3 separate regions of the Mus musculus genome follow, and all the other regions are linked to region 3. Evidence: chromatin loops called from intact Hi-C (ENCODE). Cell type or tissue: left cerebral cortex. All regions are shown on one strand. Each heading gives the region's core, and the rest is flanking DNA. Links, peaks and the distances in the headings are about the cores only.

Region 1 (10,868 bases), core at 900-8,899, 78 kb before region 3:
TGGGGGGCAGTTCCAACCATTGGAACGCTCTTTCACAATGTGTGGCCATAGAATTTTTTTTTCATTGCCCACATAATCTGGCCAGATTGTGACTAGCCTATCAGTGTGTTCCAACGCCCAATTGTCCATTTCTACCTATGAATGCATCATTAGCAGAGCAGGCATTTGCAGTTCCTTCCGTGTGGTGTGTCAGTGTGACCCACATACACGAAGCACAGGGATCCTTTCAAAGCTGGCTGTAACTGTGCAGATGCAGCAGTTATTGCCAAATTTCCCTTCTGTGCCCACATCTGCTGCCACTCCTAGAACTCACTTTCTTTGCTCCAAGGGTTGCTGGCTATGTATACATATCTGGCCAGTTCTTCATACTTATATACCCCCCCCCCGATTTTTGTAAATAGTCCACATTTCCCACTTCTGAGGCCACAGTTAGACAAAAGTTCATTATTATCAGAGAAGACCCTTTAAGTTGTGCCCTACATTGGGTGAGAAGGAAAGTAGCTGAATCTCTGCTTTAACTCCTAAAACTTAAAACACCAACTCAGGGCCAGGCATACTGGTGGATGCCTTTAATCCCGGATAGAGGCAGGTTGATCTCTGTGAGTTGGAGGGCATCCTGGTCTATAAAGTGAGTCCAGGACATCCAGAGCTTTTTCCACGGAGAAACCCTGTCTTGGGAAAAAGATGACTTAGCCTGAGCTTGGGGTCAGATGCTATATAACTGGGTACCACTTCCAAACTCCCTCTATACATGCAAGGTTCTAAATATGAACATTTTCTTTTACTGACTGTGCATGCGGATGAGGGAGTTGAGGGTAATTATACCACCCGGTACCCCCTCTATCTCTACTCCCACCAAGGTTTAACACACAAGCCTCCTCCCATCTCAGCCTCCCTGGTATTAGGATTACAGGTATGCACCACCACACCTACCTACAGTCAAGAGTCTTCATTGCAAGCAAGTGATAATGACCCCATTAAAGCTGACTTTGGAAAAACAGGCTTGTATGGTTCATGTAACTGGAGAGGGCTGGTTTCCTGCATGTCTCAGTTGGTCATAAATTTTATTTCTCCATAATATCCCTCTCATCCAGGCCCTTTCTACTTGACAGTCTTACATTTTGTTGTAACTAGGGGATGAGGGAGGCAGAGTGAGTTCACAGGGGTAGACAGAATGCTCTTATTCAAGGAAAGGACAATGGATATGAAGGAGCTAGACTCTGCAAACATCTTCTACAGGGACTCTATTGACTGTCATTGACAAAGACAGAGAGGACAGCATGCCACTTGATATAACACTGGTAGTGACTAATTCATGTTTGTTAAAGTATTGGTAGAGAAAAAGACCCAAATGCGAATCAAGAAAAGTGAGAAAGGGGGTGATGCAGTGATAACAGATAGTCTCCATATCCATAAACCTCCATCCATGTCATGTGATGTCTTGGTGCACAGCCCTGAGGACATCCCTAGCAACAACTTGCTAGTATCATAGGACCATTGCAATAACTTACCCTCCTTCCTAATAACTGTTGCTTGTCAGGTCTGGAAGACACCCTGTTCATCTTCATTAGTGGTAGACATCTGTGTGTCTGAGTTATCGTACTTTCTAGTGCCGACAAATACCCAGAATGAGAGTGTCATTAGAAGCCCTCATAGAGCAATCCTTTGCACTAACTGCTGCCCATAATGCTCACAGCTTCTTTGCTGATATTGCCAAATAAAGGCTGACTCTTAATGATTCACTTTTATTATCATTATCACTGTCACGAGGAACATCTAAGTCATTTCAGCCGCACTTGCTGTGGAATCTAGAACAGCTATTCTCAACATGTGAGTCGAGACCCCTTTGGGGGTGCCGCATATCAGACATCCTGCCTATCAGAGATTTACATTATGATTCATAACAGTAGCAAGATTACAGTTATGGAGTAGCAATGAAATAATCTTATGGTTGGGGGTCACCACAGCATGAGGAACTGTATTAAAGGGTCACAGCAGTAAGATGGTTGAGAACCACTGATCTAGATGACGTTCCTCAGACTGGCCTGACACCTATACCATCTGACTAAACCAAGCTAAGACCAAGAGCACGGATGCTCAAGGAAGCATCTTTTGTTTACTCAGTCAACAAATGCCTACTGTTTTCATGTGCATGCAAACATGCTGAGCCAAGAGGAGGGAGGGTAACCTTGAAGAATGATGCTCCATTGGGCATCTCATGTATGGTACAGACAAGTAGCTGGGCAGTGGCAGGAATGTGAGAGTCCCAAGACAAACAACAGGAGTGTCGGGAACATAAGGATATGACCAGCCCCATTCCGGCGGGGGTGGGGGGGCGGTGGTTAGAAAGTAGACTGCTAGGCATGCGTGGAAGAGAAGACACACACCATAGGTCAAGCTTGAGAGTGGGATTAGGTTGACCACCAGTCTAATGGAAGCAACAGAAACAATGTGGCTCAGAATCAGGAAGCAAAAGGGAGACTGGCCTCTAAGAACTACAAGAAACTTGGTCCAGGTTGTGTCCATAGGGAGAAGTAAGAAGGGGCAGCCCTGGAGAGCCACCTGGAGAGTTTAAACATCACCTGTCAGTGCATTCCCTTCCAAGACCATCTTACAAGGCTGTCTTGGATGCTCAGTAATACCCAGTTACGTCAGGAGCAAGATACACCCCATTCCCACATCCACTTATCTGCCATACAGAGACAAAGAGCGTGCCTTGGTCATCTAATCCTGGCCATAAAATCAGGGACTTGCTAGCCCACTGCTAGTAAAACCCTTGATGGCTGCAAAGGTATGTTTTACATTTAAAAAAAAAAATCATGTGGATTTTGCAACCTAATTAAAAGTTCAGTTACTCAACCACGAGACCAACTGACAAGGAAGGTTACAACGAGAACACTGTACCGACAACATCATGGGTCTTCTGGTTCAGTGGTCTTGGTGAGAGCTGGATGTTAGTAGTATTTCAGGCTGCTGGGTGCGAACTTCTGCAGAGTACAGTGCCAGGCAGAAGGAGTTCTGGAGAAAAGCAGGTCCCCTTGCTGTCCTGCTCAAACTTTGTAGACCCTGGGTCCTCATGCAAACCCTCCTGCGAGATTCTCAGCAGCACCCTATGGGAAGGGCTGAGCTCTCTTGAGGTGCTCTTACCCACTGCTAGAAGACAGACATAAAGTCAACCTGTTCAAAGGCCAATGTAAAGCAGATGGGAAGGAAGGGCTAGCTCACCTACTGCTTGCCCCTACCTACAAGCAACATCTAGCTCTGTAATGATTAGAATGAGACTGGTCCCTATAGCCTCATATATTGAATGTTTGGTTCCCAGATGGTGGAACTGTTTAGAAAAGTTTAGCAAGTGTGGCCTTCTTTGAGTAGTAGATGTGGCCACGTTGGAGGAGGTATGTCACTGGAGGGTGGGCTTTGAGGTTTCAAAAGTCAACACTAGGCCCAGTCTCACTCCCCTCCCTGCCTGTGCCTGTGAGTCAGACATAAGCTCTCAGCTAACACTCCAGCACCATGCCTGCCTGCCTGTTGCTATGCTTCCCACCATGATGGTCATGAACAAACCCTGTGAAACTTGTAAGCAAGACCCTAATTAATTTTTTTTTTAATGTTGCCTTGATCACTGTGTCTCTTCATAGCAATAGAATGGTAACAAAGACAGGCTCTGTGAGCCACACTGTGCAGGGCTCTTGTTATCCAGGACTCCTCCCAACCCCTTTCATTTACCTGGAAACTCCAAGCTGGCCTCATTAGCATATTACTTCTGCTCACCCAACCCCACACAGCACCTTCCTTCTCCCTCCCACCTCCACTTCTCCCCGAACACCCCTGCCTTTGCCATTTAGTCACTGGAGTTAGGTTTTCTGTCGTGTTCCTGAAATGCACATATTTGGAATGAAAATGTGGTTGGCTTGTTTTTCATAGACAAGTAGCTGTGGGCTCTGTGGTCCATCCCTGTTACTCCATTCCCCTTTATCCTCTCATCCATCAGGGACACGGAGTGACAAGCTCTCCGGGTGCTTCTCAGGGTGCTGTCTGGCACTGTTCCTTCTGTACTGAGACAGCAAATCGTTGGCCAAGGCTGTGGCTTGTTTCTCACAACAATTAACAGTTGCCCTGGTGTTAATTTCTAATCAATAGCCTGCCATGCTTGGCTCCAAGCTGTCAGCTGGAGGCCTCTACAGCACATTTTGAAAGTAACTTGCCAGGAGGTAGGACTTTGGCTCTGGCTCCTCCAAAAGCCCCCACCAAACATTTTAGGAACACCAAATGCCCTCTCACCACTACCAGGGGTTGAGGGACTGAGGGACCAGGCAGGTGGCTCTAGACACCTCTTTGAGTCTGATGACAGATTGGGGACACAGGTGGAACTGCCTCTCCTCAAGAGTGGTGGCCCTTTGAATATTCATGAAGATCTCATTTTCCTATTTTGGCTTTTTTGAAACTTTTTGCTGTTTGAGGTGGCTGTATTTTTCTTCCATTTAAACCCCTCATTTAAATGTCTGTGGCTCTCTCTCTTTTTTTTTTCCTTTTTAACTTAAATCAAATAGCCATGGTTTCTCATTTTTTACCTGTGTCACTTCCTCTAGCTCCCTGTGGACAGAATGAGACCCGAGAGGATGGCAAGACAATCCAGCTGCCCCCATGCAAGACAGGAGCATGGATTGTCCCGGCCATCATGGCCTGCTACCTCTTGGTGGCGAACATCCTTCTGGTCAACCTCCTTATTGCCGTCTTCAAGTGAGTGGCCACTCCTTAAGGCATATGGGAGGATGGATGGGCAGCAGGCAGAGGGAGCCAATACTTCGAAAAGTCAATACTTGTTTGTCATGTGACTCTCCGGTCTGTTTCAGCAATACATTTTTTGAGGTCAAGTCGATATCCAACCAAGTATGGAAATTTCAGAGGTACCAGCTCATCATGACTTTCCACGAGAGGCCGGTTCTGCCCCCACCGCTCATCATCTTCAGTCACATGACCATGATCTTCCAGCATGTGTGCTGCCGGTGGAGGAAGCATGAGAGTGACCAGGACGAAAGGGACTACGGCCTGAGTGAGCTGCAAGCCGGCGCCTGCAGCCGGAAGTTCCCAGCAATTCCCATAGGCAGTCAGGCAGGATCCACGCCTTCCTTGGTTCTCCTGCCTCACGCGTATTTTAGGGGATGGGACAGGGACCTGCATGATAAGATACAGAATAAAAGGAAGACAGTATAGCATGAGCTGAAGACAGATTTCTTAACCACATCCAGTTAAGAGAAAAAGCATTCTCCAACAGTGCTGACTCCACCTTCACACACACTTCCTCAAAATCAGCCACGTTAATATGCACCAAGTGCTAAATTAGATATAATTCTTTAAACAGTGTATCCTGAGTTTTATTCTTCCATGCTCATTTCTGGGACTGTCACTATTCCAGATTTTCAATGTTTTCTAAGCCTTCAGCACTGTGCCTATGGGATTTTGTTTTATTTTTTATTTATTATTTTTAAGAGAATGAAACTTGCTTTCAAAGCACAGAACAGTGGCCTCTCCACCACCCACCACCCACCACCCACCTTCTAGCCTGGTGTTTCTGAAGGGAAGTTTGGCTGACACCATGCTGGAACAGTTCCTCACTGAGTAAGAAAGTGTGACTCATTGCAGGAGACTTAACATATCCATCTCTGCACATTAAGTACCATTGGCTCCTGCAGGCTCCTAAATGCCCTGTGGGCATAAACTCTAGAATTGCTGGAAGTGCAGTGACTTATAGACAATCTACTGTGCCTATTCCAAATGTGTCAAGTCTACATCTACATTAAATCCACAAACTCGAGCCTCTGGGATGGTGGTCCAGGAATCTACCTCTGGTCCATGGTCCATACACCCATGGCTTAAAACTGGAGTTATTTAGTCAACTGTTTCTCTTAAGCTGAAACTCCTAGTGGTCTCCCTGACTAAGCAATGTCCTAGACATTCAAATCAGACAGTTGGAAAGACCTAGAAATTCTATCGTCATTTCCTTCTGAAACACAAGTTTAGGCAAACAGAAAGCTGGGGTGCCCTGATATTTTGTCCTCAAATCGTGTCCGCCTGGTCAAGTCCTGGGCAAGGAAGACTGTCTTGATTGCTACCTTACAAGAATATTGCGCTGGGGGTCAACTCGGGGCTCCAAGATAATTTCAATAAAGCATGAACATCAGTGGTAGAAAACTTGGCTTAGCTAGAGAGTACAAGATGACTGGAAATACAGTGCAGGACAGAGGGCTGTGGGATTAATTTTTTCATCATCATCACAACCAAATACCTAACAAAAGAAACTTAAAGAAGGAGAGATAGTGTTCATAGTTCATGGTTTACAGATACTCTGTTTATTATGGCAAGGAAGGCCTTGGAAATGATAGGTCTCCATAGCAGCAGGATTATAAGGAGCTGGCTAGCCAGTTCCTCCTACCTCCAGGCTATGAACTTTAAAGACTTATCCACAGTGACCCAGACAGACCTCACATATCCTAATACAGCACTGCCATCTCTCTGAGGACCAGTTACTCAAATGCATAAGCCTGAAGGAAGGGGATTTTTGTGTTCAAATTACAACAGAGGTCATCCAGAGACCTATTTCTACTTCAGAGCCCATTTCATAGGTCTAAGGTCTAAGAAGCCCCACCAACCTCATCTATGTGATTTGCTTTTGTTGTGCCCTGTTTATGTGGCAGGGTCTTACTTTATAGCCCTGGCTAGCTTGGAACTCACTATATAGACCAGGCTGGCACCATCCTAGCAATTCCCTACATCTACCTCCCAGGTGCTGGGATTAAAGGCATGTGGTACCACACTCAACCATAGACACTATTTTCTTATTTTAAGCCAGAGTAGTATTAGATGCATCACCGGGTCTCTGCCCATGTGGCAGGTGACACAATTCCCAGAGAGTTCCTTCTCACAGGGAAGATCTTGAAAATTCGACAGGATATGCAGAGTGAAGAGCAGAGAGGAAAGCCCTGCATATATCCACCCATCGGGGAAGAATGGAGATCTCCCTTTCAGCCTATAGCTTTCATTAAAAGATCCCAGGGCATTTCCAGGTTCTTGCTGAGCCTAAGAGTAAACTTTGAGATATATGGTAAAATCTGACATGGTAATAGATTTTTTTTAAAGAATATTTTATATTTTATTCTTTTAAAATAGAGCAGCATAGGACTAGGGGTTTGGCTCAGTCTGTAAAGTGATTGTTATACAAGCATGAGGTCCTAATTCTAGATGCAGAGCATCCACAAAAATGCCAAGCAGAGAGATAGCAACAGTGTTTGAAACACACACACACCATACTCCTGTGTGCTCACGCATCCACACATGCACATACTCACACACAAATATCAAAGAAGTCTAATGAGGCACTTGTGCATATTAGGACCACTCCTTTAGATCTTAGAAACATCCCTAGCAGAGGGCAGCATGAGTCCTTGGCATCAGGGAGGGAGTCTCTATACATGGCCTCTCTTCTTCTTGACCCGAAATTTCATGGCCACATCTCAGGCATCCCTCGGAGCCTGCCATATTTGAAAAGTGCAGTCTGACTGTTCTGGTCTGGTGTTTTCTATATTCTCTGTGGCTTTTACAGTCATGTTTTATAGCCCCTAGCAAGTTCTAATTGATGTTTCTAGGCAAGCAAGAATGATCTAAAACATAGCCCCAAAGAGCTGAGACTCTGCCCTCCTAACACTTGAGCCAGTCCCTGTGGCATCTCAAGGGCCCAGGATGAGAAAGACTTCCTAATTTGGGAAATTTCCAAAGCAACTCTCTTTCTCACACCCTGTTCTATAAACCATTCAAAGGCTCACAATTCCACCAGACTTCTATGGCTATCACACAGATGGGTATGTTTACCTTTTGTTAGCAGAAAACCAGAATAACAATAGCACAGATAAAGGAGACTTCTTTTTCTTACATAAAAAAAAAGTGAGCCAGTGATCCAGGACTCCCAGCCATGGCTCACTGAGGCCAAAGCCCCAAACTCTTTCTAGTTTTCAGCTCAGCTCTTCCTTTTGTGTCAAGTTAGTTTTCAAGGTCACAGCACAGACGCTGAGTTTCCGGTCATCAAATATTTAAGTTGAAGTTAGGAAAAAGAAAGGAAACTGAAAAGTATAGAAAGAGCATCTCTCTCTCTCTCTCTCTCTCTCTCTCTCTCTCTCTCTCTCTCTCTCTCTCTACCTGTGTGTGTGTCTGTCTGTCTGTCTCTGTCTCTGTGTGTGTATGTGTCTGTCTGTCTGTCTGTCTCTGTCTCTCTCTCTATGTGTATGTGTGTGTGTCTCTGTCTGTCTCTGTCTCTCTGTCTCTGTCTCTCTCTGTCTCTCTCTGACTCTCTCTGTCTCTCTCTCCCCAATCAAGGAAGCAAATATCTCTTTCCTACATGTCAAGAATGACTAGAAATGTGTTTATGTGGCTCTCTTGACTCTGAATAGAAAAAAAAAAAAAAAGAGAGGGAGAGGATGAGGTTGAACAAAGAGTATCAATCAATAACATCGGCATGTCTCACTACACAGCCCAGGAAATTTGGAGCCTTTAAAAGACATCCATGCTTCCAGTTGCTTCCTTTCCCTTCCTTCCTTCCTTTATGTTCTCAGTCCTGCAGCTTCTTAATTAAGCCCAGCTCCTGTGGTAGCCAGGTATACCCAGGTGGGCTCCAGAGACCGCACTACTCTGTGGCTCAGGAAGAAGCTGGTGATTCGAGTGGCCTAATTAGATTTGGACTCTGTCTGGAACTTACAATAGAATCTGGGAGAATTTCTCCAGCCTGGATTTCTTTAAAAACTTGTCATTAGGCCACAGACCAGATGCTGCTGTGGTCCCTGCTCTGTCTTACGGCTCTCTTCCCACCCCACTCCCCCTCCACTCCCACAGAACTCTTCATAACTGACGATGAGCTCAAGAAAGTACACGATTTTGAAGAGCAGTGCATAGAGGAATATTTCCGAGAGAAGGATGATCGCTTCAATTCGTCCAACGATGAGAGGATACGTGTTACATCAGAAAGGTGTGTTCCTTCACACAGGTGCTTCCTGCCACAGGCCATGTTACCAGTTAAATTGTTCTCACATCTCCAAAACATAGATCTCATATGATTAGCTTTATTGCCCAAGAAAACATGGACCTTCTGAAAGAACAGGACATTGCCTGTTCAGTCAGTTGATCAAAGTTCCAGACTTAGAGACCCTGGGTCTTCCCAAGAAATAGTGGAAGGTTTGAGCTGGATGGGAGAATTGGTAAGTCTAGAACAGATCTGGCTTGAACCAGAAGCTGGAAACTTTTGTCCTAGACATAAAGAAAAGGAGACCCAAACCCAACAAGTTCATGTTTCATACTATGATCATTAAGCATTCTTATTCAGGAGAATAGCCCCTGTTTGGCTTATGTGTGTGTCCCATGTCTTCTAGATAAACAAAAACATAGGTTCTGTCAATCAGTGGGAATAATAGTTGGTATTTTTCCAAGAATTATTATTTCCAATAGAACATGATGAAGAACAAAGAAGTTCATCGATTCAGATTATTTTGTCACTTATCAAATGGCTTTGAGAGCCAAGAGACGTATAAGAAAAATCTCCTACACAAACATTAGCACCTGTGCTCTGGTGGTAAAATCCACATCACAAGACAGGCATAGCCTCATGTGCACCAGTAACCATGGTGCTGTCAGGGGTAGAGACAGTAGGACCACTGGGGCTTGCTTAAGTTAAAAAAAAAAGCAAGCTCTAGATTTACAGAGAGATCCTGTCTCAAAAAAGTAAGATGCAACACACACACACACACACACACACACACACACACACAAAGCATGCACATGCCTGGGAACACACAGGACAGATATCTAGATAGCTCTAGATCTAAGCAAATGCTCCTATGGTTTCTTGTGTCTCTTGCATGACTTTAGACTAAGAAAACCATCATTCCAAGCCGGTGTATTCATAACCCAGCATTAGCATTCAAAAGAACACTCAGAGAGTGTCACGAAGAACTGGTGCAACTGGGCTGTAACTGTTTACTCTATAAAGACAGAAAAAGCAAATTGTGAATAGTGTAGAAGACATAATAGATTGATGACTGCAGTCAGTGTGATGAAGCTTCAAAGATTTGAGAAACACTTCTAATTTTCATGAAATGACACTTTGTGTGTCTACATCAAAGATTCTTTATTAACAAAAGTTTAATTTTTTTTGTCTCTTGCTCTTTTTTTTAGAGAATGCAGCTTATATACATAGGTATAATCACATATGCCAATGCGTGGTTATATCCATAGTTACCAAGCCAATATTAATACGGTTTAAGGCTGTGCACAGATTTTATACACAGCTGCCACTACAGAATAGAGAGATTTATGATATGCTATAAAGTAGTTCACTGGCAAACAGAGGAAGGAGCTGAAGTTCTGAAGTGTTCTCTTCTTCTGAGGCCTTGGAAAGCTGTTTATGAATGGACATACAGCCATGTGCTTCCAGAAAATTGTGCCATGTGGGGAATAGTACCATAGCTGAGACACATTTCCTTGGCATATGTCTTCAGGCCTTTGAAATGCTTTTTGAATTCAGGAAACCACAGGCCTGGGAGGCAAGAAAAGCAAGAAGGGAGAGGTGTGTTAAGATGCCAGGAAAGCTTTGCCTCGCTGGGGAACTGGGGTGATGAGGGCCATATGTCAGCACATGTGAATATACTATGACCAAGGCAACAACTCCTCCTGGAAAACCCAGGAAGGAACCAGTCTCTCACTCCATGTCAGTCAACCCTGTAAGACGACTCCCTCCCCTGACCTGCCAGGGGGGCTCCTCAGAGTCTGAGCGAGGTGAGAAGGTACCAGGAATGTGAACAGAGAGGCTTGACCTCTTAGTACATGAG
Region 2 (10,868 bases), core at 1,265-9,264, 94 kb before region 3:
CCTGTTCCCAGGGCCTCGATTATGGATTCTCTATCCCCTATGTGTTTCAGGGTGTGGCAGCATTCAGACTGAGAATGGATGGGCAGTTTGGGTAGGAGAGGTTTTTCCCATCACCACACTTTCAATCTGGTGGGGCTCACAGGAGGGAAACACATTTCTGCAGCAGCTCAAAGAGGCTGATAATATTCTGGTGGAAGGGGGAGTTGATCTCCTAATGTGAGCCAAAGGGAATAAGGAAATGCATGAGGGAGATGAAAGAGAACGGAATACAAAGGGACTGTGAGCAATTGCGTGACAAACTATAAAAGCTATGTCCGTGCTCCTAATCTGGAGATACTTGGAAGTGAGTATTACATTTGAAATTTTCTGTCTTTTCCCTATTCTTGAATGGTTTTCTAGTCAGCCAGTGGATATTGTGTGGTAGGCTCTGCTTTCTGTAGGTGTCATGTCATAATGTCCTGGGATCCAATTAACTTGATTTATACCAAGATGCTCTACACAGAAGGAGAAAGTAGTTGAACGTTGGTCTGCAGAGAATATACATTTTATAATATCATTTAATAATGTGACCTAAAACTAATTTACTAATTTACCATCAGGTAAATATAAGTGAGCCAAAAGTCTGGATTATACAATTTTTTTTAAATACAGCTCCATTATTTTGACATGCACACAACATCTGAAATTAGACTCCCTACAGACTCTGTAGCAAGTGCTATACAAATACAGAGTCCTAGAATCCAAAGTAGCTCTAACTTTGAGCCTAAAGTAGTTCAGACCACCAAATGCATACAAGAAGAGAAAGATTCTGCAGTGTGTCTCTTTAAATCTCAAAATAGAACAGATTAACTCCCATGTTCCTTGCCCGTAGGTCAGTATTCTGAGTCAGTTCATGGAGGCACAAGAAGATAGACCTAAACAAAGCTGTGTATGTGTGTATAATTTTATACGTGGCTTATGCATATGAACACAGCAACAAAGATCTTACAGATACTGCTCTGTGCTTTTGACCTTACATGCCTGCCATCAACAGGGGCATTCTCTACAGTGGATCCATCTCCGGGATTCAGAAGCCATAGACACGATTGTGGGCATCTTGCTTTCTCAGATGCTAATACATAGCCTTCAGTGTGTGACATTTCTACACACTGCATCGCTGGTTCTATTATAATCTGAAGCAGTTGGAGCAGCACATATCCATGACAACCATGGATGGAGCCAGTCCCTTCAATCACCTACTAACATGAAATAATAGACTATTCTTCATGACAGACAGCAAAACAAGATCTGTGCTTTGTTCACTGCTTACATAAGCCTGTTGTAGCTGGTCCTTAGCCTCATCTCAACCGGCAAGCCCATCTTGCTGAGTGAAGCTGTCTGTCAAGGTGTCTGCAAACAGCTATGCCCGGGCAGAATGCCTGCTCTTGCACCCGTCTGCAGCACCCACTGAAATAAAGAGCTCAATGGTCACTTGGATAAAAGACAGATCCTGGGATAAACACCTAAAGAGGTTCGACTTAGAGCCTTCAAGTCTGTATACTCAATAGCCTTATCTAATACAGTAAGCATTTCAAAGTCTAAGCTTGTAGAGCATCTCACTGATGCGTCACAAGGACAGAACACTAGAAAAGTCAGGCTGCAGTCAGCAGTACATCACTCCACCCTCCCTCAAAATGACCCTCAAGGTCCTACGATGGCCAGACACTGTAGCGTATACCTTTAATCCCAACACTTGAGAGACAGAGGCAGGTAGGTCTTTGTGAATTCAAGGCCAGCCTGGTCTACATAGTGGGTTTCAGGTTAGCCATGGCTACATAGAAAGATTCCCATCTTTAAAAAAAATATATCCTCACTATTCAGAGTAGCATGGTGTGGTGGCTAGAATGTTAAAATAACAAAACCTGGAGACATGGTGGTCCTTGCCTCTAATCCCAGCAGTAAGGAAGCTGAGGCAAGAGCATTTCAAGTTCATGGTCAGCCTGGGAAACCGACTGAGGCCTTGTGGTGGTGGTGGTGGTGGTGGTGCTTGCCTTGTTGGTTGGTTTTGGGTTTTGTTTTGTTTTATTCTAAAGATGATACAAACTTAGGTCTGTATTCAGGACTTTTAGCTGTGTATAGACGAGTTACTTAGCAATTTTTTTGCCTCGGTTTATTCATCTCTAAAGTGGGTGTGATAATAGTGCTTTTTTTTTTTTTTAGTTGAAATTTATAAAACATACAAGGCAATTCCTGGAACAGAACAAGTGCTTAATTAGTCTCAGTAAGGTCAAAGTTTTGTTTTTAATTAAGTGAGTGGATAAGACCTTCTATAGTGATCCTTGACAGACTTAGTCCCAAGGTCATGATCTGACCTTGATATCTTTCTAGAACTGTGTCATTGCTGTGGTGATTGAATGAGGGACAGATGAGAACGCACCTGACCCGGAACCCGCTGAGCCCTTCCGCTATAAACACAAACTGCTTGCTAGGCCTTCACAGGGGCTTGCTGTGAGTGAGTTTGAAACACGCTTTGTCAGACCCGAATCAACCCTATTTCTTGAAAAGTGATAGAAAACAGCGTGTCTATTGGCCTCGTACCTGTGTGAGTTAGCAGATCCCATCACAGCCCAGATAGCTTACATGGTCACGTCACTGGACGTTGGTTTTATGTCACCTTATGTGGAACTCGATCTTTTAATTTTTTTTTAACTTTTTATTGATTCTTTGTGAATATCATGACATGTATCCCAGTCCCACTCATCTTCTGGTCCCTTCATATCAGCCTTTCACTATTTCAATCTCTCCTCAAAATAAAACACACACACACGCACATACACACACACACACACACACACACACACACACATACACACACACACACACACACACACACACACACACACACATACACACACACACACACACACACACACACACACAACAAGCAAAAAAGCATAGAAAAACTCTCATTGTGAAAGCTATAGTGTGTCCCATAGTATGTCCCTCTGTCCACACATCTTCAGTTGCAAAAGTTCAACGCAGTGAACAATTATATTGTATTGCAATGAGTCGTAGGTCTGGTTTGAGGCTTCTGTGGCACCATGAATATTGGATCCTCCCTCGCTGGGACTCCAAGCTATCCTGTTGATGCCCTGTGTTATGGAGATCTTGCAGCTTTGGGCTTGTGGGGCTGGCCCTTTTACACATCCGAACAGTTAGTAGTTGATACAGATTTTGGAGTGGGCCAACTCAGAGCCCTGAGTCTGAGCCTGGTGGTAGCTGAGCTGGTCAGCCTGCTGGCTCTCCCTTATCCACACCACCAGGGTGAGCTCTCTAGCACTGTTCCTGCTAGGCCACCAGTGCCTCCATCTGCAGGAGGCAGGGTCAGTTCTCCTGCTCTTATGCCAGAGCCAGCTCCACTGCACTGCCAGTCAAGCCACGGGGACTACCCCCCACCCCCACCCCAAGTGCTGCAGCCTTCAAGGGACTGGGTCAGCTCTCCCACTCATACCCTCGGGACTGGCTCAACGGTGCCTTTACCAACAGGGTCAGCTCCACCGTGTTGTCCAGGAGAAACGCAGGGCCCACTCTCCCAAGTGCGGCAGACAGTGAGGGTGTAGGGCTATCTCACCTGCTCTCATGACCCCAGAGCCAGTTCTCCCGACTGCCACAGGTGAGAGGAGGCATAATGCCTGCACCCACACCAGCTCTCCCATGCTCTCGGCCTCCCTCGGGACTGGCTGGCCTGAGCCCCCACCATCAGGATCAGCTCTGCTGTGTTGTCCAATGAGGTACAGGATCCATTCTCCCAAGTGCTGCAACTGGTGAGGGGCAAGGCTAGCTCTCCCGAGCTCAAGACCCCGTGGGCAGCTTTCGTGACTGCCGGAGGTGGGGAAGGGGGTGGGGAATCCATCTTTCTTGGAGTTCTAACTGCAGTCATGCATGCACAAGGTTTCTCAACATCCTGTCAGTGAACTTGACTTATTTTAGCTCTTCTTTCTTGGTGCGTGACTCTCCACGCTCTGCTGCCTATGTTTGCATTGCGTGTGTTTATATGATCACTGGGAATACAGCACAGAACCATTCTGCCACCCTCCTTTTACTAAACAGTTGTATAAGTTTGCACTCCCTCAAGTCCGGTTCTTTGAGAGTGCACCAAACAGCAGCCTTTGTCTTCGGAAGAGGCAAGGGATCGTGGCGGGGGGGGGGGGGGGGGGGGGCGCGTGTAGTTCAGCTTTAGGGTTTTTCCCACAGCTCTTTTCAGACTTACTTGGCCAAAGGAAGCACTGTCCATCCCCTGGTGCTCAGAGGACAGCGGCAGAGGCATTCGCTTCTGAAAACTGTGTTTTAAAGAACAAGCACAGATTTGGCTCTCACACACCACCACTTTATAAGCTGGGGTCTCTTTACAATGGCAGAAGGAAGCTACCTCCCTTCTCAGTGTTCTCACTGTCTGTAATATATTACACTAGGTTCTCACTGAGCTGAATATATTAATATATAGTTTTTTTTAAAACCACCTCTTTCACTTTTTATATTTTATATTTTAAGTCAAAGCACTCCTATCGTCATGAGCGAGCCAAATAGAAATTTTAAGTCTCTTGTATGTCATCTGATGAGTCAAACCATCTAGAGAGTTTTCGGGCCTCCTGCTGGCTCCAGCTTCACCACGGTCTTCCTGCCCCTGCAAAGGGTAAGGCACTTAAGGAGGGAAAGGGGTCTTGCCTATACCGAGGCTGATTGTTCGTAGGCACAGCAGGTGCTCGGAACAGTGTGTACTGAGCGGAACCTCAGTGGATTATAGCTACAGAGAGAAAAGCTAAGCTTGGACCCCGAGGCCATCTACAAGCGCCTCCCCCATGCTGTGAGGTTTTCCTCTCTGTAAAAGTTGCTTCTGCTCAAATCAGATTGGAGATGAAGATTCCTTCCGTGGACTGCTGCTTGGTCTAAAGGTGGCGCTAGCTGTGTGAGTGGGGCTGAGAGACAGCTGTGTGTGCCCTGCTTCTGTCTTCTGTTTGATATTCGGGTTTTGTTTTCAGACAGTGTCTGGGTATGTGACCCAGGTTTGCCTTCAAACACAATGTCTAGGCCAAGACTGCCCTTGAACTTGAAACCCTTCTACGAAGCTCTAGAGTCACTGGCATTTGCCACCATGCCCAGCTGCCACCTGTCATTAACTCCCTTCTGTAAGAGCGATACTTGCAGACTATAGGGTACCAAAACATGAATACCATCAGTGCTCCCCGCTGAGTGCAGAGGTGCTCCCTATTTTACTAAAGGGAGGGGGTAAACTACTAGAAAAATAAAAATCCTGAAAAGATGGTGTACCTGGGGCTGCAAAGCCATCAGGCAAAAGAATGAGTGGATAAGGAAAATTAGTTGGTTACTTGAAAAAAAAAAAACCAGAATTACAGGACAGAATGTTTTGTCGCCATGCCTGTCACCTCAGAACCTGTTTCTCTGAGGTCTCTCCAGAGGCCCCACGTGATGCTCTCTGCCCTCACCCTTCCCTCTTCTCCAGCTGCTCTCTCAGCATGGTTTTGGGCACAGGGACCTTCCTGAGCTCACAGCACACAGCAGGCAGGCTTCCACCTGGAGCCTTTGCTAAGCAGCGCCTGCTGTGTGGAGCAGCCCTTCTTCTGTACGTCTCTGCCAACAACCCCATCCAAGCCCAGTCTGTTCCCATCATGCTCTCCCAGCGTGGTCTCCTGGCCACCTGTACCCATTCTGGAGTCTTCCTGCTCCCGTACCGGTTGCCTCCCTACACACAACTTGGTTTGTTCATTCATTATACTCTTGCTTCTCTTTCATACACTCCCGGTGACCTCCGCCTCCCCTGTGCAGATGTTAGAACAACAGAGGCCCTTGGTGTTTTATTTCCTGGTACTTGTCCAGCCGGCCTCATACAGGACATCTATAAATACTGGTTAGATGGATGGCCAAGGAAGCTACTCATGCATCACCCTCAATTATCAATAATGCCATTGCTCGTATCATTCCCTTGGGCTTAAAGATGGAAATACTGAAGCTCTGACCTATGAGTAAACCCGAAGATACACAGCTGACAGTGGCAGATTGAGGACTCCACCTGAACCTGCCCAGGATAGCATCTTGTGTGTAGTAACTTCAAGAAATGATTTAATGAGATAGACCAGTGGCAGACGGCTAACAAGACAGAGAATTAGGAGGTGGTGATTGTGGGGAATAGATAAGCTGAGATGAACAGCAAAGGGTCCCTCCTCCATTCCCCTTTCTCCCACAACTCCATTTAATGGACATTTGGGGCGTATTATTTTAACAGATAAACCTATGAAGATTAAAATGCTTATTTTAATGGCATGCACCAATATTAGCCCTGTGTCTAAAGGTTTCCTGTCACCTACTTTATTATAGCTATAGTGGTATTGATATGCAGCCTACATTTGGATGTCTACTACCAACAGCACAGCAAGTGCTGGGCCCTGGCATCTGAGCCTGCCAACAGCTGTTTAGGTTCAGAGCAGAACGTGGGTTGCATGTGATCTGCATTCTGAACTGCTCAAGTATCATCAGTCGGCGAGCGGGCAGCTCTGATTGTAAGAAGAACCAGAGATGAGGCTACAAGGGGGTTAAGCTTGGCATCTGGAGTGCAGAAAGGGAGCAAGGGACATAGAGAAGGGAGTGTGCCAGAGGCTGGGGATGAGGAGGAGGAGGAGCCACGAGGATGAAGGGCTTTCCTGCATTATCACTTGCCATGGAATGTATAAGTAATGTCAGCAGGAACTGGCATTTGCCTATGTACATGAGGTGAATGTTAGGAGCTGTGCTGATTGCTTCTATAAGTGTGGTAGCCCTTAAGCGCAGTCTGATGAGAGTCAGTGGGAGCCATGGATCATGTCTGTGGTGCTGTTACAGCCTTCTGTCCCCTAAGGTGTATCCAGGCAAAGATGTGCCATCTGGCTCACTGCACAGGGCCCTCCAGGCACACACAGCCCTGATGTTCTATTACTAGGGGTTTTTTATTTTTATTATTATTATTGTTATAAGACAGCTCCTCTTGAAGAGGGTTCTGGCTTATCCCCCTTCAGATATCTTGATGAGCATAGACTCACTGGAGATGTATGGTTTTCTAAAATAGCATACAATCCCAATTTAAAGAAAACAACACACAGGTCCCCCTATGTGTAACAAGCAAGCTAAACTCATGTGACCTTTCAGGGGAAGCTCTCTATGGCCAAGGCATTAAGAATGGAATCTGCACTCTTGCACATATAAAAGGAGAACTACCATCTCCTGCAATGTAGAGCTCTGGGGTCAAGTGATAACTTGAGGAGTTCAAAGCCAGCCTGGGCTACATAGATGTTCTTGTCTCAAATAAAAAGAAATTACAGTGGGATATAAATGAGTGTTACAGCACACACTTGTAACCCTGGTATATGAGAAATGATGGTAGGATGGTCAGAAATTGAAAAAGTTACACACAAATCCAGCAATACACAAATCCAGAAAAGCAAAACATGGGTATTTACTTGTATTCATAATTCTTCGTGTGACTGTGACCCAAATGCTTGACAGAAATGCCTTAATGAAAGATGGGGTTATTTGGCATGCAGATTCAGAGGGGTCACCCCCATGGTCATTGACCCCACTCTTTTGACCAGACCATCATGGTTGCAGAAACAAGTGGTAAAGATGCTGCCTCACTTCAAAAATGCTGGGAACCTCAGGAGGGCTACTGCAAGGGCCCAGAGCAGGGTATAGCCCCAAAGGATGCATCCTCAGAGACCTGCCCCAGTACCGAGAGAGCCCCTACCTCCTACCTTTCATGCACACACACACACACACACACACACACACACCCCTAATGTCATCATACCAAGGGTTTCATAAACTCAGCAAGTCAGAACTTTCACGGTCTAAGTGCATTCTCAAGAGATGTCCCCAAATGTGAGCTTTACTAATTTGATTGGCATTTCTCAATCAAGTTTATAATTAAGGTTGTTATACTTGGTCCTTTGTATTTTTGTTGTTCTTTTGGTTTGAAGAAGAAAAATGCTCATCTGATCCTATTTTGTTAAGGCACATATCAAAAGGGAGGTGTGTGTGTGTGTGTGAGAGAGAGAGAGAGAGAGAGAGAGAGAGAGAGAGAGAGAGAGGTGAGCCCACAGCAGAACTGAGTTAAGCAGTATTTATTTACATCTTCCAGCCTGCTCTGACAAACTACTAGTCAGAAGCTGTTTCTCTCTAAGACACCAATGACGCAAAGGAAAACATTGGTTCCAAGAAAACAAAACCACTCTAACTAAATTAAAGAAAGATTGACGATGAGCCCAAGAGTGGATACCACAGAGGCATTTGGAAGCAGGAATGCAGCGTGGCGTGGGTTGATAATGAAATCGGAGGTGGTTTGGGAAAGTCAGCACCATTGCACACAGCCTCTGCCATCTGCTTTTCTCTCCACTCTCTAGCCTCTATCCCTGTCATGCGCCTCATCCTCCCTAGCTCTCTTTCATCCCTTCCCTCCTCCTCTCATCTTTTCAGATACCTTGCTTCACTCTTAGGGGACCAATATGGCCTGGTTTTACCTGTCTTTTCAATTAAGTATCTGCCATTGTCTAGCTAAAAATCTCTGCACTGAAGATTAGCTTCTGAAGGACAAGTCTGATTAGCTCCTGGTCACTGGGCAGTGATAGGATGTTCCAATCAGTCATGACCTGAATTAGAGGTGGAAGTTTCTTAAGCCTGCCCCACCTGGGTGTGACACAGTCTTTAACTCTTTAGGGCCCATCTGGCTTATAGTCGATTGCTATTTGCTGAGTTTTAGCTTTGAGCTACTTGGAAATCAATTCGCTATTCTAATCTAATGACTTAGAAATAATCGGGATTCCCAAACCTAGGTATGTTGTGGATCTATTGGGGGTGTTCTGGGGTTAGGGGAGAAAAGAGAGAGAATTCATTTTCTTTTCATCAGAGCAGAAAAAGTGGAGAAAGGGCTTTGTCTTCTTAAAGGCCCACCTCTTCCCACAATGAGAAGGGGAAAAAGTATCAGTAGACTCGATTATGCGAGAGGGAAACCATTCCAAACCCCATGCTTTAACCCACAGCACCTAATGAGTTTACAAGCCTGTGCACTGACTAACTGGCTTTTCTTGCCTTGGCTGCCTAGCATTCAGCTATCAGCTGATCCAGGAGAGCATCAGCTCAGACAACATAAGCATATAGGGGCTGAGGCTCCACGTGCCTGTGTCTCGGCTTCTGACTGGCGAGTATAAGCATGTCTGTCGTGGCTGTGGTTGAGATAGAAGAGTGGAAACAGATGCAAAAGGGCTTTCTCCAAGTCCTACATCGGTTGACAAATATTGACAAACATCCCATTCACCAAAGTCACCTATGTCACCAAATTGAGACTCAAAGACCAAGGAAATAGATTCCATACATGCAATGGGAATTCCACAGTCACTCAGCAAGGAGCTTGGAGACAGGGAAAGGGGGAAATAAGGGATGTTGAGACAATCCACCTGCTATATTACCACCTTAACTCACAGGTTTGAACAGCAGCTGCCTATGTATCCTCAGCCTTCACTAGGGAGACTGAGATACAACTGTCCTGATAGGAATTCCTAAAACAAAACAATGAACTACTAAGGTTGGATTGTTGAGGTTCTTTCCAAAACCAATAAATAAATGGCAATTTATATATAAACCTGCAAATAAATGACTACACACACACACACACATACACTAGCAAGAACATAGCACTGAGATATAAAAAGAATTGAATTCTCTTCCCTCTTCCCCCCAGAACACCCCTCAACATACCCATAACATACCTAGGTTTGGGACATCCTGCTCCCTAAGTCACTATATTAGAATAGATTTCTGAACAGCTCAAAGCTAAAGTTATGCTAATAATCAATGACTATACACCAGGATGGTCCTAAAGAGCTAAAGATTATGTCACTTGGACCCAGGTGGGGCAGACTTATGAACCTCATGCCTTTTCTTGGAATCCTGGGGCAATACAATGTTAGGAACAGACGAGAGTTGGACATCTTCTAATTTAGTGTTTCTCAACATTTAATCAGCCATATTCTGTTTTGTAACCTCTATTCTGTTCCTTGTAATCTTTCAACTGAATCAAGTTTTAAAACTCAATTTACTTTAAAAAAAAATATATGTCATGGCCTAAGTTGAAAATTACTATGGTTTGGTGTAAATAGAAGACAGTCACAAAAGAAACAAAAGGCGAACACCGCACTATTATGAAGTTCTTGGCAGGTGCGTAAGTCTGTCTCAACTTTACTGGAAAGTGGGGTTTGTGAGGGAGGAGTTGAGCAAACATTATCCTCTAACTGACTGTGTCTTCCTGCTGAAGTCAGGAACAAGTGAGCAACCCTTGCAAAGGTCATTTTCTTACCCTCTGACTCAATACTATCCAATGCTCTGTTCCCATGTCCTAAAATCAGCACAGACTCCCTCATTGGTAGCGCTACCCACCTGGGGAAAATCAACAGTCTAACTCTCTTTTCTCTTAGATGCAGGACTTGAGGCATCCTGCCAGTTTCTAATGGCTGCCTTTGAGCCACGTCATGAGACATCAGTCCATCTCTAGCAGCTGAGCTAAGGACTTGGGAAAGAAGGAATAAGACAGGAACTAGCTGGTGGTGCCTCTGTACAGAACCCAATCTGACCTGGTTTACAATTACCTTTATAATTCCTGTCCTTGACTACATGGGACACTGTCACCCCTGGCAAGCAATGGAAAATTCTACAAGCTTCCACAAGTGACAGCTCCCATCGAGATCTACCACAACTGAAGAACTTTAGATAAGGAAAATTCTAAAAAGAGTTAGGCATACAAAGAGACATCTCTAGTTGTTTTGTACTGAAGGGAGTTACATTATGAGAAA
Region 3 (10,868 bases), core at 1,735-9,734:
GAAAGCTGCCAAGTGGCCAAGGTCTAGACTTCAGACAGCCTCTCCCATCAAGCCCAAAGGCCCAGGCACAGGTGCACTCCCCATATTCTTTCTTGCTTCATCTTCCATCCCATTTCTCTCTGTCTGTCTGTCTGTCTGTCTGTCTGTCTGTCTCTCTCTCTCTCTGATTTATTTATTTATGCATGTGAGTGCACTGTAGCTGCCTTCAGACACACCAGAAGAGGGCATCAGATCCCATTACAGATGGTTGTGAGCCACCATGTGGTTGCTGGGAATTGAACTCAGGACCTCTGGAAGGGCAGTCAGTGCTTTTAACCACTGAGCAATCTCTCCAGCTCCCCATCCCACTTCCTAAAACCTGGTCAGATAGATGATTGTTTGCATCCAAGACACATAGAAACCAAAAGAGGAAAATCCAGTGACAAGAGCTTCGAAGAGTTGGGGGGGGTGGGGACGACAAGGTTTATTGAGAGACAGGGTGATAGAAATGGGCTGGTCTCAAGTGGACCATGGTTGATATACCTCACCAGTACAACTGTTGAGAGCATCTTCCCGGGGAATGTCAGTCAAGTGTCTTCACTCTCTAAACCAGCTGACTGGCTGACTGGGTTTGAATTTAGCATTCACTGGTTGAGCAATCATGGGTGAGTTGTTGCTCCTAGCTTTGGTATTTCTCATCTGTTAAAAAGAAGGTAATGATTAAACGCTCTCCTAGGGCTTGATTATAAAAATTGTGTTGATAATGTATGTGATGTGCCAGATTCAATACCCACTATGGGTTGAGTGGCCTTATCTGGAAGGCTAAGGACCAGATGTGTTGCAGATTTAGGAGTTTTTCAGATGGGGTAGGAGTTATTTGCATAGGCTATCTAGGTTGAGTAACTCCAGTTGGAAAATCCCATCTGTTCCAACATCTAGAATTTCTTGAGCCTTATCATATAGAGTCATGCAACCTGCATTATTACTATCATTTGGATCTAGGCACATCACTAGCAACCCTGCTGATAGAGGTTATACAGCCTCCCTTCAAAAGCTAAAAACGCATCTATGCAAGAGAGACCTAGGAAACGGGGCAAACTCTCCCACACTGCACTTCAAGTTAAGCTCACGCTGCAGGCTTCTAGTCTCTTCCAGAGAGTGGACTGCCAGAAAACAGAGCCCCTGAACCCCGCCTCTTTCGAGCTGCAGCTTTGAAAAACATCAGTGGTGTGATAGCAACGTAGCTGGACCCAATTAGCATTTTCTCTCTTTTTTTTTTAAACCAAAATAAAATATAATAGAAAATATTGTTGTTGTAAAAGAATCCTGTGGTTCTTGTTTCACAAAGCCTTTTGTGTTCATTACACAAGGATTGGTGTGTGTGTGTCCTTGATATGTGTATAAAATGTCTTCCACCGTGGCTCATGTGTCAACTAACACAAGAGGTTGACAAGTATAGTCTTCATGCATGTATAAAAGACAGACACTACCATGTCCCATCGAAGTGAGGCAATGGTCTATATTTACAAAAAAAAAAAAAAAAATCAGACAAAATGGAGGACCAATATGAACACCCATACTGATGGAACTGGATTACTGCCAAGTATGGTAGTAAAAGCCTATAATTTCAGGAAGAGGCAAGAGGGACAGTAGTCAGTAGCTCAAGGTCATCTTTGGCTACATTGAGAGTTCAAGGATAGCCTGGGCTACATGAATAAAGAGGTGGAAGATAAAGATGACTTAGCAGCTAAAAGCACAGTCATCTGCTCTTCTAGATGTTCGGTTTCCATGTGGCACACATACAAATGTGCAGACAAAACACCCACACACTTAATATAAAATATAATAAAAGTTTAAAGGGGGAAACATTATTTCTTAGCTTTCCTTCCTTGGGTGTTCATTAAATACCAGCACCTCTCAAAGTCAAACATTTTTTTTCCCTCTTGTATGTGAGCATGTGCTTGGTTTCTCGGTGCTGCTGTAACTCCTAAGTCCAGGTAAGTCTCTCGGAATCATGAGTGAAGTTCTCTCTCTCTTTGAAGGTTCTGGGACTTCCCCAGTTCAGCCTGTGTGAATCTCAGGATACCATCTGTTCTTCATAAAAAGGTCAAAGACCCCATCCTGTGGTCCTTGTATTGGTCCCAATATTCTGATAATGTGTTGACAGTGACTTTTTCAAAAATAAAATCATAGAGACTCTCTTGGAACTGAAACCATCTTTGAAGTAAAGATATGCTTGTCAAAAATCTCCTTGTTGGCCAGGTTGATGGCAAATGCTGGTAATCTCAGCATTCTGGAGTCTGAAGCAAGAAGATCTCAAACTGGAGACCAGCCTGGGATACATCCAGAGTGTGACTATGTGCTTCAACAAGAACAAATGAAAAACTCTTTCTGTTGTTGCCTTCTGTAAGCAAAATCCAAAAGCCAGCCATCGGCACCCAGGCCAGGAGAAAGTCACTCAGTGGCCGTGGTGAGACAACCTGCCCACAGGCAAGACTTTTTTTCTGGCTTTGCCTTTCGAGCAACTACCATATTATCTGATTGGTCCAACGTGTTCTGCTTTCCCTGGTCTGTGTGATTAACACTGTCTCCTTTCACATCCTATTTCCAGGCTTGCTTTCACCTTTCCTAAAACCATGGTCTATATTGCTGAGTTGTAACATTGACTCAAACTTTCTTCAAGAACTTCAGATAACATGATAGCAGGCATGGTGGCACAAGCCTTTAATCCAAGCATTGGGAAGCTGAAACAGGTGGATCTCCACAAGTACAAAGCCAACCTGGTCTATGTATCAAGTTCCAGGCCAACTATGGCTACATACTGAGATCCTGTTTCAAGAGAAGAGAAGAGAAGAGAAGAGAGGAGAGGAGAGGAGAGGAGAGGAGAGGAGAGGAGAGGAGAGGAGAGGAGAGGAGAGGAGAGGAGAGGAGAGGAGAGGAGAGGAGAGGAGAGAGAGGAGAAAGGGGAGAGGGGAGAGAGGGGAGAGGGGAGAGAGGGGAGAGGGGAAAGAGGGGAGAGAGGGGAGAGAGGGGAGAGAGGGGAGAGAGGGGAGAGGGGAGAGAGGGGAGAGGGGAGAGAGGGGAGAGAAGAGAAGAGAAGAGAAGAGAAGAGAAGAGAAGAGAAGAGAAGAGAAGAGAAGAGAAGAGAAGAGAAGAGAAGAGGAGGGGAGAGAAGAGAAGAGAAAGGAGGGGAGAGAAGAGAAGAGAAGAGAAGAGAAGAGAAGAGAAGAGAAGAGAAGAGAAGAGAAGAGAAGAGAAGAGAAGAGAAGAGAAGAGAGGGGAGAAAGGATAGAAGAATGGAGAGAAGGAGGGAGAGAAGGAGGGAGGGAGGATAGGAGGGATGATAGGAGGAAGGGAAGGAGGGAGAAAGGGATGGAAAGAGGGAGGGGGAGGGAGGGAGAGAAGGAGGAGGGAGGGAATTATTTGTGCTTGACTATTTGTGCACGAAGCCCTGGGCTCAAGGGGAAGGAGAGATAAACCAGAGGAGGTAGTGCATGCCTGCAGTTGGGAGTTGGAGGCAGAACGGTCAGGAGTTCAAGAGAGTTCAAGATCATCTTCAGCTGCATATGGAGTTCAACACCAGCCTAGGGCTCATGGGAACTTGGCAGAAGGAGAAAAACAACAACAACACATGAGAAAGCAGACTCAAGCCAGGACTGACAATGAGTCAGCGCCAGTCCCAACAATTCATCCTGACCGCTTGGAATGCTATCAGGCAGCCTGGGGTTTTGTACAAACTTAGCAGGAAAAGTTAGTAAAGGCACAAGATGGAGAAGTGGGTATTCCTCATCTACATGAAATCTAATTTTTTTTTAACTTCTTCCTACACACATCAGCCTCCACCAGTCAGGACAAGAACTGCATACTACTTCCTGGATGACTCTACTTGATCCGCTGCTCTGTACGACTCTTTTCATCACACATACCACCTGTTCTCATAATTTTTCCCTTTCACCACCAGCTCTTGCCTCGACCTCCTCAAATGGAAATTTTCACCTAGCCCCTGACATCCTCTATGAACAGTTTATTACTTCTGAGGGTCTGTCAACATCCTCAGCTGTATAGATGTGTGTGTGTTCATGATATTCCACATCATGTATGTTTCGACTTCTCCTACTGGATAGTAAGATCTTTGAGGAAGTAAGCAGGCCTTGTTCATCTCACAATTCTTCAACTCTTGTCCCTCATTTAGACACAGCCAGATTTCAAGAGAAGATTGTAAAATAAATAAACTCTTTAGCCAATATTCTGATAGCATTGTGACACATGACTTAAAAAAAAATCAGAGAATCTCTTGGAACTGAAACCATCTCAGAAGCAAAGGTATTCATGTAGAAACCTTCTTAACAATGAAGTGTGACAGTAAGCACCTGTGTGACAGTAAGCAAGCACCTGTTGTCTCAGCTCTCAAAGCCGGGGGGGGGGGGGGGTGTCTCAAGTCAGAGGCAAGCTTGGGCTACATATGTGGTGAAATCTTGTGTTAATACGTAAACAAATAAATAGACCAGTTGTGATAGCATATACCTTTATTCCTAGCACTTGGGAAGCATAGGAAGTTGGTTTCTGTGAGTTCAAGACCAGCCTAGTCTACACATTCCATTCCAGGACAGTCAAAGCTACAAACTAGATAGATAGATAGATAGATAGATAGATAGATAGATAGATAGATAGATAGAAAATTAAAATTAAATGTCCTTGACAACCATGAGCAAAAAACAAACTTTAGAAGCCCCAAATCAGGAGGTGACACAACTGTGAATTCAAAGGAAGAATTTGTGTCATTGGAATAGCAGCAAGATCCTCATAGACAGCCAGTATATATGACACACCTATAACCCTTTCACCAATGAGCCTAGAATACAATCCACCCAGTATAACACAAACTCTCAAAAGAAAAGGAAAATCCAAACCCATGTCTCACACAAAGCTGTGTGATTTGCCTATTTTTTGTAAATGCAAGTGCAGAGGAAGGAACCTACTCCTAGCAAAAACCGCTATTGTGGCCAGATGTAGTGGTGCATGCCTGAAATCCTCACATTCAGGAGGCCAAGGCAGGAGAATCTCAGACCAAAGGGCTAGCCTGAGCTACATAGTAAGACCCTGTCTCAATAAACCATAACAATGCTAAGAATTGCTGTCCTTATTGTTATTATTATCAGCAGCAGGAGCCTAGAATGTCACTGGGCACCTACGATCTCAGCTTCCTGGTCAGATGAGAGGGGAAGTATGGACCATTAAGCAGCTTAGGTAACAGTAGAATCTCCTCTCTTCAAATGTATTGTCATTACTATTACCATTATTCTTAGTGAGTAGAAAAACCACTACAATCGCTTCTCAGCCTTTTGGCTAAGATCAAGTGGAAAACTACTACACTGAATAGCACCATCTAATCTACTGAAGTTTCACCCCGAGATCAGCCTACAGCCCGCAAGCCATTTGTGACCTCAAACTGCACACTTAGCCCTGAAACAAGGTGACTATTGTTCAGTAGAGGAACAGTGAGCCACCTTCCACACTCAGGCCTCTTCTCATTGCTCATTTGTATAGAAGCCACTGGCCCAAAGCCTTCCCCATCACATACATCTCCAACCCATAGCAACAAGTCCAAGAACACAATTTATAACAACCCATGGAGAAGCCCCAAGCACCAGGGACCTCATCTTTCCTTTATAGGAAACTAACTTTCACTGCTGTTCTTTGAATGCCTAAGAGGAGAAAAATAAATTAAAGAGAGACAGTGACAGACTTTATAATTTCCAAAGTTGGTGCCAAGTTCTGTCTAGGAGGAAGGACATTACAGGCATTTCACTCTTCCGGGAAAGCAAGGTTTGGGGGGGGGGGGGGGTTTCACGTTAGGCAGTGAAAAGCAAATGGCCTAAGCCCAAATCCCAAAGAACACCGTGATTTCAACGATTTGGGGGTTATCTGCCCTGTCTTTTCCCTCTGTGTCTGTGTGGTTCCTCAAACAAAGTGGGCTGGAAGGGTTCAAGCTCGGTTCACAGAAGGGAACATTCTGTACTCAGCCTGTGCCGGGCTGCGTTGTGTAAAACGAGATCAACAGAATGATCTCAGCCGCAGCGCAGCCCGGCAGCAGCAGGCACCACCGCCACCCCCCAGCCCAGCCCAGCGTTTGAACGTGTGGGCCCAGAAGCCATCTGCGGACAGTGACCGCAAAAGTGGGCACACGTGTGTGCCCCCGCACCCTCCCCCCACCCCCACCCCCACCCCCACCCCAGAGATGCCTTTCTGGTCCTGGAAGTTCAGTTCTGCTGTTTCTCACTGGAAGGTCAAGGGAGTTGTTAGCATATTTGTCTTTAGAGTTTAATTACAACTGAAGCACTTCCAAGGAAACTAGCCCCTGTGTGCACACTTCTACTTTGGCATCGATTGGAGCTTTTCAATCTGTTTGGATGTTTCCGTGCCTCAGATGACAGCGGTAATACTAAATATGCTACGGAGGCCGCGCCTGCGCTAAGAGGAGGCGGGGGCAGGGAAAGAGGACAGAAGACCAAAGGGAACGAACAGTCAAGACCATTGCCGGGGCTCCACTCTGCACCCGCCCCCAAACTTTTCCACCTACCAGATACGAAGCCTTTTCATCTTTTGTCTAGAATTTAGCGAACAATTCGACACATATTTATCCGATGCTTATTTTGTGCATGGGCCTGTTCATAAAAGAGTACCTGAAACAAAATTTTTTAGCAAAACGGAAGCCTGTCTTCCAAACTAGAGGACCGAGGGGAACAGAAAGGAAGAGGAGAGCTGTGTGACCATAGGTGGGGGAGGGGGAGTTAGGAAGAGAGGTAAGCAGTCTGAGCTGCTGGTAAGGACCTGAATTCATGTAGGTGTTTTCCAAAGCTCTGCAGGCAGACCACATGGTTGCCTACCAGGAATCTTCCCATGCCTGTTGTAAAAGATAGGGGGTGACACAAAATGCCCAAATCTCCCCGCAGGGGGTTGGTTGTAGGCTGGGCCTCTCGATGCCTCCTTTCAAGGAAACCCAGTCCTGCCCCGTTGCAGGAAAAAGAGAACAGCGGGTTGAAGGGCAGGGAGAAGAACAAAGGGCTTTCTGTGCAGGATGGTCTTGCCTCCTGATTTACTTACTGTCCTTGGGACATCGGGCAAGCGCCTCAGACTTGGTGCTGTTGCCGGAGAGTGCTCAGTTATTTAACTGGGGAAAAGCCACCTGTTTGCTGAATTTGCCTCTTATGGGGTCCAAGGAAACAGAATGTGCCTAATTAAGTAAATAGTAACCATGGTTGTTATGAGTGTAAGTGCGGGTCAGTGAGAGCTCTTTCTTAGATGTTGATTAAGAACATCACTACTGTGTCCTCTGAACTGTTTTCTCACCCACATATTTTCAGTGTTTTGACTTAGCAAGTGGTTGTTGAGCAGCCTCGCCTGCCTCCACGTCTGTGCTGAGCTGCTGAGCCTTGTCCTGGTGAAGTGTCCCCCTCTTTCTGGAGCAAGGGTGTCTGATCCAGGCAGCAGTACCTGGGGCAAGAATCAAATGCCTTCTCAAAGTGGGCCTTCTTGTTATGCTCAGTCTAGTCTCTCATCCATCTTCCAAGACTGATTTCTAAGGCAGTGGCAGCCTATTCCAGAGACAAAGGAGGTGCTTGGCCTGCCAGGGAGCTGGGGCTTAGCTGGAGCAACCCTGAAACAAAGCATTCTTGAGATTGTACTTGCAGAATGTAAACACCCTTTTCTCACTTCAGACCCGGAGCTCCTGCCAACACTGGAGAAATTACGATACAAAGAACCTCCAGGGCCTGGACATATTACCATGCACTGCTACCCGGGGAGGTAGGAGGAAGATGGCCTCTGGGGGACGGCAGTCATGGCTGTGTGTCCATCTGTAAACCAGTTCTCACTAGAACAGAAGACTAATAAAGATTCACAAGCCTCTCTGGGTATGGTGAACCACACCTGTAATCCCAACACTTGCAAAGGCTATGGAGGAGGAGGAAGAGGAGGGGGAAGAGGAGGAAGAGGAAGAAGAGGAGGAGGAGGAAGAGAAAGAGGAGGAGAATGGATTATTTCTATGCTGGAGAACCCAGTAAAGTAACCTGAGCAAGTGAAATCAATGCTAAATCTGGTAGATAGAGGAGAACTTGAATGAACCTACAAGCGTAGCTGCATTGACCTTGATCTTTAAAGAGAGATGGTATCCCACCACCCCTCACCCTCATAAATGACCTATTAGCCCAGCTCTGAGAGACAACCTGAAGAGACAACTCAAGCCAAAGACTATACATTGTCGGCGAACCACCATAGCTGAGCAGAGCATTGAAACCAGGAGAAAATGGCTACTGAGCATAGAAGCCAAAACGATGTGGAAGAACTTCTTTTTTTTTGGGGGGGGTTTTTTGGTTTTTCGAGACAGGGTTTCTCTGTATAGCCCTGGCTGTCCTGGAGCTCACTTTGTAGACCAGGCTGGCCTCGAACTCAGAAATCTGCCTGCCTCTGCCTCCCGAGTGCTGGGATTAAAGGCGTGCGCCACCACGCCCGGCTTTTTTTTTTTTTTTTTTTTTTTTTTTTTTTTTTTTTTTTTTGGTTTTTCGAGACAGGGTTTCTCTGTGTAGCCCTGGCTGTCCTGAAACTCACTCTGTAGACCAGGCTGGCCTCGAACTCAGAAATCCGCCTGCCTCTGCCTCCCGAGTGCTGGGATTAAAGGCGTGCGCCACCACGTCCGGCTGTGGAAGAACTTTAAACAAGAGAATACAAGCTAGAGGCGTACATGTGTTTTTCCAATACCCAGAAGAAGGTCGATTGCTTTGAGTTTGGGACAAGCCTGGGCTGTATAACAAATATCAGACCACCCAGAGCTATATAGCAAGGAAAAGGCTTGATTTTAAAGACCGTATATAAAGCACAAACTCTGCCCTTAAGTTTTATTCTAGTCTCTAGTAAGAATAAATGTGTCATTCCCTTGCCTTCTTTCTGTTGTTGTTGAGACAAGTTTCTACATTGCCCTGACTGTCCTAGAACTCACTCTGTAGACCAGGGCTGTCTTTAACTCAGAGATCTGCCTGCCTCTGCCTTCCAAATGCAGAGGATTAAGGGTGTGCAACTGCTCTTCTGAAGGTCCTGAGTTCAAATCCCAGCAACCACCCAACAGCTCACAACCATCTGTAATGAGATCTGATGCCCTCTTCTGGTGTGTCTGAAGACAGCTACAGTGTACTTACATATAACAATAAATAAATCTTAAAAAAAAAAGAGAGAGATACTTAGTGAACAGAAACTAAAACTTCAATGATATGAGCCAATGAAGACAGGTTGAGGGGACTAAAATTGCAAATGGTAGCGAGAAACCCAGAGAGGAGGAGGCTGCTTCTAGTGGCTAGTGGATACCCTAGAGGAAACGGTGACAGGAGGCAATAGAAGACGGGGCTCTTGGAATGAATGGACTCTTTTAGTGGGGACTTAAGTTTGGCTTCATAGTGTTCAGCATGAGCCCTCAACTTCTCTCCCTTGTGACCATTCTGACAAAGCCTTCATGCCTGAGATGCTCTGAGAGATGGCAAGAGGAACATGTGGGAAAATCGGTTGATGTGAACTGTTGACTCTGGCTTCAAAGTGGATATGGGGAATGAGCAGGGGCTCCCTGGAAAACCCAATCATGTTTTGTTAAATAGATGTGAGCACTCAAGTTGAGAGAGAGAGAGAGAGAGAGAGAGAGAGAGAGAGAGAGAGAGAGAGAGGAGAGGGGAGAGGGAGAGAGAGGCTCATCCTAGGAGAAGAGTTAGTGAAGATGCCTTTCATAAGAGGGATGAAAGGCCAGAAAACATTCCCATCACAATTGGATGACGGTAGCACATTCTTATCTAGGCTCTAAGAGCTACTCATGCAGTGGCACTGGTTTGATTGACAGCTCCAAGCAAATATTGATGAACAAGAATATGCAGGATAAAATCAGAAAGAATAGCTGGTCAGTGGTGGTGTACGCCTTTAATCCCAGCACTTTGGAGGCAAAGGCAGGCAGATTTCTGAGTTTGAGGCCAGCCTGGTCTACAAAGTGAGTTCCAGGACAGCCAGGGCTACACAGAGAAACCCTGTCTAGAAAAAAAAAAAAAAGAATAAAAAATAAAATAAAACAAAAATAAAATAAAAAATATGTCCTACAGACTTGCCAACAGGCAAACCTTACAGAGGCATTTTCTCAGTCGAGAGTCCTTCTTCCCAAATGAAGCTAGCTTGTGTCATGTGACATAAAACTAGCCCAGCCACTAACCTTCAAATCCTTCCAAGTTTCATATTTACTAAGGTCGTTTGTTTTGTCTCGGGAGATGTGAAGCCATCGATTTCTTATCAACTCATCGATAAACAAAAGTAAAATAAAAAGTGGCAGAGCTAGACACAAACTTCCCTAGCCCCACCTCACCCATACCACATGCCAATATTTACTTTGCTGCTAAGCACTAACGCTTCCATGTGCCAAGACCCTTCAGACCCTGTATCCTGGCAGATGAAGGATTGCCAGAGACAAGCACTGAACAGCAGCAGAAAGCCGGTGACTATTAACACACACTTCTTGACTTATATATGCAACTGTCAGATGGGACGATTCATCCACTTTGTTCAGAGCCAAAATATCCAGCTATGGAGAGTGCGCCTGGGAAGCCTCTACATTGGTGTGCATTTCAATAATCTCAAAAACATCTGCAGTACCCTTCTCCACAGACTCTTCTGACGCAGTTTGAAAATGTTATATAGGTGGGAAATTTCCGTAGCAGAATGAAGTATAAATACTTATAAACTCACAATGAGGACGTGAGGCAAAGCGGTGAGATTGAAGACTTACTCTGAAGGTGAGTGAATTCAGGACATTATTCAAACGTTCACATTTCTCCTCATTTTCTCCTGCTTCTAGATTCAATCCTACA

The links. Peaks named below come from ENCODE experiments on the same cell type or tissue, not always from the same donor. Only the 100,000 strongest peaks of a DNase experiment are listed, where the experiment ranks them.
Region 1: a loop joins it to region 3, with 4 times the contacts of the local background. A loop is called at or near these places in 2 of 42 quality-filtered maps.
Region 2: a loop joins it to region 3, with 1.9 times the contacts of the local background. A loop is called at or near these places in 2 of 42 quality-filtered maps.

What each region holds. Positions count from the first base shown.
Region 1 is chr19:22,973,703-22,984,570 of GRCm38, forward strand. It overlaps Trpm3 (transient receptor potential cation channel, subfamily M, member 3), which reads left to right. Exons shown (of 26, transcript NM_001362491.1): 23 at 4,590-4,740; 24 at 4,854-5,053; 25 at 8,881-9,013. It overlaps C330002G04Rik (a long non-coding RNA gene), which reads right to left. Exons shown (of 8, transcript XR_001782629.2): 8 at 5,045-5,175. Among named protein-coding and RNA genes, the nearest start is that of Gm52388, 52 kb to the left of the region's middle. In left cerebral cortex, for the core only: no CTCF peak of the experiment used is centred there; DNase peaks (open chromatin) are centred at 3,922, 4,994 and 5,621; H3K27ac peaks cover 1,737 bases.
Region 2 is chr19:22,957,331-22,968,198 of GRCm38, forward strand. All of the region lies in intron 22 of Trpm3 (transient receptor potential cation channel, subfamily M, member 3), which reads left to right. Among named protein-coding and RNA genes, the nearest start is that of Gm52388, 36 kb to the left of the region's middle. In left cerebral cortex, for the core only: CTCF peaks have their summits at 3,293 and 4,943; DNase peaks (open chromatin) are centred at 3,938, 4,686, 4,834, 5,661 and 2 more places; H3K27ac peaks cover 2,797 bases.
Region 3 is chr19:23,051,028-23,061,895 of GRCm38, forward strand. C330002G04Rik (a long non-coding RNA gene) reads right to left here. Exons shown (of 8, transcript XR_001782629.2): 5 at 528-678. Among named protein-coding and RNA genes, the nearest start is that of C330002G04Rik, 19 kb to the right of the region's middle. In left cerebral cortex, for the core only: no CTCF peak of the experiment used is centred there; DNase peaks (open chromatin) are centred at 6,032, 6,454, 6,731 and 6,921; H3K4me3 peaks cover 929 bases; H3K27ac peaks cover 3,031 bases.